Linked DNA regions of Homo sapiens: regions 2 and 3 are each linked to region 1. The links are chromatin loops, found by intact Hi-C in ENCODE. Cell type or tissue: natural killer cell. All regions are shown on one strand.

Region 1 (2,500 bases):
ATGATTTTTAAACAGATTCCTGAGAGTATCTTAGACAAAGTGGCATGAGCAAAAAAAGAAAAAATGAAAAAGATTTGTCACAGTGGTCCTAGATATATTTACTCTTTTTGCTGCAAGAAAATTTTGACTCATCTTTTAAACAACGAACATCTAAACATCGATTTGAAAAACGTTATTTGTCAATGTTTTGAATCATATTAACAGAATTGTAATTATTTGGTCTTCCATAATTTACCCAAAGATTATATGAATAATGTTATTATTTTCATATTTAAAAGTACCATATGCTAATAAAGTGGAAAGCTGTGACAACAAATAAAACCAAAACATTTAATGTGATTGAAATGTTCTATACCATGATTGTGGTGGTGATTTCACAACTGTATTTGGGTAAATTTAACAAACCTCACCCTTTAAATTGGAGAATTTTATTGTATATAAAGTATACCCCAAAACAAACAAACAAAAAAACAACCAACAAACAAAAACCAACCTCAGGACACTTTAAGGGAGATAAGACTATATTTTAAAAGCCTAGCTACACAGCAACAAATCATATGACATCCTCCCAACACAGCATCAGAACCTTTGGTAGGGGTGGAGGTAAAGCAGCCGTCACTGCATCAGATCCAGAAATAGCTCAGATGGGGGTGTTTGGGGCTGCCTTGCAGCTGAGTGCTTTCAACTTCTCCAGGACCCATTCCTCCCAAAAAAAGAGAGAACCGTTGCCAGCCCTCCCTAGCATGACTCTCCCTTGCAAAGTTGAAAGCAGCTATTCTCAAACTTTAACGTGTGTGCAAATTAGGATCTTGTTAAAATGGATGGGTCGGGACCTGAGATTCAGCATTTCTAACAAGTTGCCAGATGCTGCTGCTGCTACTGGTCCACTGACCTCCCTGGAAGCAGCAAAACTGAAAGCCCTAAGCTCTGGCCTTGTGGTGTATACATTCCAGTTCTTTCTGTTTCTCACCACACTGTGCTGTGCATCACCCGCCACACTGTCTGTGGTGAGGTGCTGTGCCAACACTGCAGCTCAGTTACCTGTAAACACAGACCCCACGGCTACCCAAGTAAGGTGACAGTGACGAAAAGCACTTACAACTGAATCATTCTCATTGCTGTGGGATGCTGACTAGCTTCCAGTGTGAAAAGTAAGATCTCATCTGCTTCCTTTGGTTGACTTCCTCAAGCATTACTTTTTTTTTTCTTGAGACAGAGTCTTGCTCTGTCACCCAGGCTGGAGTGCAGTGGCACAATCTTGGCTCACTGCAACCTCTGCCTCCCAGGTTCAAGTGATTCTCCTGCCTCTCCTGAGTAGCTGGGATTACAGGTGCATGCCACCACACCCAGCTAATTTTTGTATTTTTTAGTAGAGACGGGTTTCACCATATTGGCCAGGCTGATCTCAAACTCCTGACCTCAGGTGATCTGCCCACCTCAAGCATTATTTACTTCAGCAGGACATATATTTAAATTCTATTTTCAACCTCCCCTCCCCCATGTTTCACTCCTTCCAAAAGGGATCTGAGGCTTACTAAACTATGTAATTCTTCCTCTTCTAGATCCAGTTAGAAGTATAAAACTTTTACTATCCTCAATTAAACAAGCAGGCTAGTACATATAAAAACTCCTTGAGCTGGGGTAAAAGTGGTCTTTATTACTAGTCCTCCTTTGATCTATCACTGTCTCCTAATAACCCACAGCCCTCACTCCAAAACTTACAGACATACTGCTTGTTGAGGCAGAGTATTTACAAGAAAAATTTAAAATCCAGGACAAGGAACTTAGACAAACCATAGGAAATGCATCGGTTCTGGGCTAGCCTATCTTTCTCCACTCCTTTCTGCTATTGCTGGCCTCTCCCTCACCCTCTTCTACCTCTTACTTCTAGTCTACCTTTCTCAAGGGTCTCAACCCTCCTGCATCTTCACCTTGCACTTTCCCATTCATCTTTCATCTCCACCAACTCTCCCTGCTTCTCCATCCCCACCCCCAATTATTCTAGGGGAAATACCTGTATAAAGATTTGAAAACATTGTTGAAGAGACTAGAACACTAGCTGAAAATGATGGAGGGGCTGGACTGTGGGGAGGACCCAACTGAGAATGCAGACCAAGAACTTAGTGTCGCCGTGTCTGTGTGGTTGGAAAGCACAGCTTCAGGGGTTTTCCAGGCAAGTGTGACAGCCAGCCAGTGGAAACAGGAAGTAGGGCATGAGTAGAAGGTTTAAGTGAGGGACCAGAGGCTCTCAGTGAGGCTCGAGGACAGGAATAGTGGTTTCTGGCCTAGGGAAGCAATGCCAATGGAAGACTTAAGTGGTGAGGAAAGAGACACAGAAGAAGAATCCTGGCCAGGCGCGGTGGCTCACACCTGTAATCCCAGCACTTTGGGAGGCAGAGGTGGGCAGATTGCCTGAGCTCAGGAGTTCGCGACCAGCCTGGATAACATGGTGAAACCCCGTATCTACGTTATCTACTAAAATACAAAAAATGACCTGGGC
Region 2 (2,500 bases), 1.6 Mb after region 1:
TCTGTATAGGCAGAGGAGCCAGCTGCCCATCAGGGCAGAGGCTCAGCTGCCAGGTGAGCCAGCCGGGATGTCTGCCTACCCAGACGAAGGCCTCCATCAGTCCGAGGCAAGAGGACAGAGAAGCTCCTGCACACCAAACAGGAGGCTGGATGTAAGGGTGGCAACAGTGAGCATGCCTCTTTCTCCGCCACCTCAGGGCAGCTGGGGCCCTGAGGCAGCTATTTTTAGCTCTTGACACCTGGGTATTTTGCAGCCGCAGGATGTCCGGTTTGGAGTCTCTTTCTGGGAATCCCACATGCGGCTGTTGTAAACAGCCCCACGCAGCAGTGGCCTGAGCTGGGAGCCAGTGTCGCCCCCCCACCCCACCTCCACTTCTGCTGTTTGAGATGAATCAAACAGGAAGCAGATGTAACCATGGCAGCAGCGGCTTGAGCTCCCTGGGGGTGGGAAAGCATCCTCCCTGGTTCTTTGTCCCCCACCCCAGATCCCCAGCTCCACCCTGTGGCCTCTCCTCAAGGATGAAGACCTGGCAGAACCTGAGGCCGGGGAGCTGGGCCATTCTGAGTTGCGTATGGCTGTCGGTTTCTGGGTCTGGCACTCTCTGGAGACCCTTGCTGTCCTCTGACAGAGAAAAACAGGGGTCCTCCCAGCCCTGTCCAACTCCCGGGACCTCTCGGGCCACCACTCAGCCTTCCCTGCAAGTCCATTGTGAAGGGGAGGGCATAGCTACTTCCTGCGGTGGCAGGCCTGGAGGGCCTGCATCTACTTCCTATTACCCATGGCCTTCAGCTTATAGCCTGGCCTGCCCCTGCACTGCTCTGCCCACTTAGGGAATTCCTGAGCCAGTGGGCTCCCCTAGTCCACACTACCCTAAGATTTCTCAGTTCCAAAAAGCCCTCAAAGACATAAGTTCCACATTCATCCTCACTCCTCTGCTCCAGTATCTCCAGTCCCTGAGATAGGAAGTTCACCATGATGTCTAACTACCATCTTTCCTATCATAAGCAAAACATCCTGAGCAGGCAAGATTTGAGGCCCTATCTGTAACATGGGGATAAGTCGGCCAGTTTCTGCCTTCATCTCTCCCCTTCGCCTTTACCCCTCTGGTGCCCCACTTAGACCAGTTGCTCCTTTAGCAGCCAGTGTGAGCCAGTCTTTCTCAAGGGCCAGTGTTTGCCCCAACAGGAAGCACAGTCACCGCCCCAGGCTGCCTCTAGGGGCGGCTCCTTCTCCCCTCTGAGGTGTCACACTCATTCCCTTGCTCTCCTTGTCACCCCAGCTCCTGGGCCCTCCTCATGCAGACCCTGCCCCTCTGTGTACCCTACTCCTGCTTTGCCCACTGGTTCTGCCTCTCCCAGCTGCAGGCCGAGCGAGATGTGCCTTCCTCACTCTTCTCACCTGTGCCACCCACAAGGCCACGCAGCCCATTCCCAAGACTGCCAGGGAAATGTTTAAGTTACAATATCAACAATAGTTATATTATTTTAATTAATTAATAATATTAATAATGATCAACAATCATGTGTTAATGCTTACTGTGTGCTGGCTATTATCCTAGGCATTTTTGGCGGGGGGAGGGCAACATCCTCCCACTAAGCGATTTTTATTTATTTATTTATTTTGAGATGGAGTCCCACTCTGTCACCCAGGCTGGAGTACAGTGGCACGATCTTGGCTCACTTCAACCTCTGCCTCCCGGGTTCAAGTGATTCTCCTGCCTCAGCCTCCTAAGTAGCTGGGATTACAGGCGTGCGCCAACATGCCTGGCTAATTTTTGTATATTTAGTAGAGACGGGGTTTCACCCTGTTGATTAGTCTGGTCTCGAACTCCCAGCCTCAAGTGATCCGCCCACCTCTGCCTCCCAAAGTACTGGGATTACAGGCCTGAGCCACCACACCAGGCCCCCACTAAACATTTTAATTGTACTATTGCAAGTAGTCCTCACAACTCTGTAAGGCAGATACTGTTTTTTTGTTTGTTTGTTTTGTTTTGTTTTTGAGACAGAATTTCACTCTGTCACCCAGACTGGAGTGCAGTGGCACAATCTCAGCTGACTGCAACCTCTGCCTCCCGGATTCAAGTGATTCTCCTGCCTCAGCCTCCCAAGTAGCTGGGATTACAGGTGCAAGCCACCATGCCCAGCTAATTTTTGTATTTTGGTAGAGACGGTGTTTCACTATGTTGGCCAGGCTGGTCTCAAACTCCTGAACTCACTGAATCCACCCACCCTGGCCTCCCAAAGTGCTGGGATTACAGGCGTGAACCACTGCGCCCGGCCTATATACTGTTATTATTCTCATTTTGCAAATGAGGAAACTAAGGCTAAGAGAGGTTCAGAAACTTGCTGAGGTCACACAGATGGTATGTGGAGCTGCTGGGACTCCAGAACCTAAGCTTAGCATCGGTACACTGGCGTGGACTGCTTACTCAGCCTGCCTCCTAGTAGTGGCTGAGGTGAGACCACCAAGGGGACAAGGGGATGCAAGACACAGTGAGGCC
Region 3 (2,500 bases), 1.2 Mb after region 1:
CTTATTTAACATGAGGAACTTGATGGTGGAGAGAGCTTATTCTTGTAAAGAGGGTGCAGTCCTACCAACCTTAGATAGGTCACAGGCAAATCCACATGTGCTCTGGGACATAAAATTATGCATTACTATATATTGTAGCAGACACCACAAAATCAAACCTCTAGAAATACAGTCATTGTGGGAAATCCTTTTTTTGGGAGTTCAAATTTTACTACATATCAGATTATATTAAGGTGACGGTCATTGTGAGAAAATTTCTTTTTAAGGATACTTGCATATGGCTTACACGGGAGATAGACAGATGATAGATGACAGATAGATAGATAGATAGATAGATAGATAGATAGATAGATAGATAGATATAGATATAGATTTTTTATTTTTTGAGACAGGGTCTGACTCTGTCACCCAGGTTGGAGTGCAGTGGTGTGATCTCTGCTCACTGCAGCTTCCTCCTCCTGGGCTGAAGCAATCCTCCTGCCTCAGCCTCCCAAGTAGCTAGGACTACAGGCGTAAGCCACCTTGCCCGGCTAACTTTTTTTTTTGTAGAACAGGGTTTCACCATGTTGGCCAGGCTGGTCTCAAACTCCTGAGCTCAAGTGATCCTCCTGCCTTGGTGTCCCAAAGTGCTGGGATTACAGGCGTGAGCCACCACACAGCCAGGAGACAGATCTTATAATAAAATATGCAGATGTTAAAAGACACACTTAGGTACAATAAAACTTTAATGAGTTTATTTGAGCATTCAGTGATTCGTAATTCAGTCAGCACCAGACAGGAAGCAGTTTGACATTTCACCTAGGGGGCAAGAGGGGAAACTTTTATGAGGTGTAGTGGAAAGTCCTAGTTAGAGGTTAGTTGGTGGATTTTCTGATTCGTTAAGCTTAAGTTTCCTTTTAGTTTTACATTAAGTTTGGGCTAAGGTTTTCTTAAGTAAGAACCTGAGGTACTGAGGCTATCTCAGACTAATGGCCTCCCAGTTAATTTATTTAACATGGGAAAGAGAGAGCAAGAAGGAAAGAATAGGAAGGAAGGAAAGAAGGAAGGAAGGAAGTGGGGAAGGAAAGAAAGAAGGAAGGGATGGAGAGAAAACCTTTGGGTAAAATAAAGCTCAAAGGTTTTTTTTAGTCCGAAGATCCCACAAGCAAATTCTGACAAGGAAAAACATCAGAATTCATGGGCATGGGAGCGTTGCAGGAGGAAGAAGGATGAGAAGCAGGGATGCTGGGTCATCCCCTCTCACATTTAGGGGTCTCTGAAAGAGAGGCAACTGCAGACCAGGCCAGCACTGAGCCAATAACCAACTCCCTGCTGTGAGCCTTGCCAATGTGTTGCCCCTGTGGCCGCCACTCCCCACCTCACATACCCACACACTGGCAGTGGGTGCTTCCCAGCAAAAGCACAGGGGGCCCAGAAGTCAGCCATGACAACATCGCCTTGTTCTAACTAGACTCGAGGGCTGAAGCCAGTGACGTTCAAGGGATGTGGGTTTTCTGAGGTCTGGCGAGGAACCCTGGCAGTGTCTGTCTCTGTCACCGTGTTTGGAAGAAGGCTAATTGTTCATCCCAGGCCAGTGTCCAGCGAAGCTGGATCAGTTTCCTCTCCTTCCACTCCCATCTACATGCTAGGAGGGGCTGGGTGCATTGTGACCAGCCAGGGCACGGATTTGGCCCTCCCTGCAGAGCCTGCTTCTGTTCCTTCTCCCTTTCCATCTCCCAGAGTTCTCACCTACCTCCCACCCACCTCCTTGAGATCCGGTTCTCTAATAAAGCTAGTCGGATGAATAAGCCAAGGCTCACAGAGGGCTATTTTGGCAAGCATACACCTATGCTTAGGAGGATCCCCCAACAAATCACTAAAATAGTCAGACCTCAACTGGGCTAGAATGCCAGGAGGGTCCAATCAGAACTCCTAGCTCTGCTACACATAAGAAGAGTTAGATGAGTTTTCTCCAATACTCAGACGCCTCATCTGTTAAACAGGCATAGCAATGCCTTCCTCCCAGGGTTTTATGAGAACCAGGAAAGATAGTGTCATCGTGCTTTAGTTCAGTGTGTGGCACAAAAGGAGGGCACTTCAAAGCAGTAGTGGAGGCTGGGTGCGGTGGCTCAAGCCTGTAATCCCAGCACTTTGGGAGGAAGAGGTGGTCGGATCACCTGAGGTCAGGAGTTCGAAACCAGACCGGCCAATATGGCAAAACCCCATCTCTACTAAAAATACAAAAATGTATCAAGTGTGGTGGCACGTGCCTGTAATCCCAGTTACTCGGGAGGCTGAGACAGGAGAATTGCTTGAACCAGGAGGCGGAGGTTGCAGTGAGCCAAGATCACACCACTGCACTCCAGCCTGGGCAACAGAGCAAGACCCCATCTCAAAAAAAAAGAGCAGTAGTGAGCCGAACAAAGACATACAAATGTGTAGTTTAAAACTATATTTATAATAATAGAATCAGCAACACCAATGAAGTATACAGCATTACTAATATTGTCCTCAAGTAGAA

The links. A loop is a pair of places that touch in the nucleus more often than their neighbours do. Peaks named below come from ENCODE experiments on the same cell type or tissue, not always from the same donor. Only the 100,000 strongest peaks of a DNase experiment are listed, where the experiment ranks them.
Region 2: a loop joins it to region 1, with 8 times the contacts of the local background. A loop is called at or near these places in 4 of 110 quality-filtered maps.
Region 3: it touches region 1 in a loop (23-fold over the local background); 2 of 110 quality-filtered maps call a loop at or near these places.

What each region holds. Positions count from the first base shown.
Region 1 is chr12:46,214,221-46,216,720 of GRCh38, forward strand. All of the region lies in intron 5 of SLC38A1 (solute carrier family 38 member 1), which reads right to left. Among named protein-coding and RNA genes, the nearest start is that of SLC38A1, 54 kb to the right of the region's middle. RefSeq lists enhancers at 1,170-1,229, 1,791-2,120, 2,291-2,350. In natural killer cell, no CTCF peak of the experiment used is centred here; DNase peaks (open chromatin) are centred at 1,041, 1,511 and 2,161; H3K27ac peaks cover 2,500 bases.
Region 2 is chr12:47,807,967-47,810,466 of GRCh38, forward strand. All of the region lies in intron 1 of HDAC7 (histone deacetylase 7), which reads right to left. Among named protein-coding and RNA genes, the nearest start is that of HDAC7, 11 kb to the right of the region's middle. RefSeq lists an enhancer at 966-1,035. In natural killer cell, a CTCF peak has its summit at 1,216; DNase peaks (open chromatin) are centred at 335, 775 and 1,195; H3K4me3 peaks cover 632 bases; H3K27ac peaks cover 2,500 bases.
Region 3 is chr12:47,390,310-47,392,809 of GRCh38, forward strand. No RefSeq gene overlaps it. Among named protein-coding and RNA genes, the nearest start is that of LINC02156, 23 kb to the right of the region's middle. In natural killer cell, no CTCF peak of the experiment used is centred here; DNase peaks (open chromatin) are centred at 812 and 1,452; H3K27ac peaks cover 1,304 bases.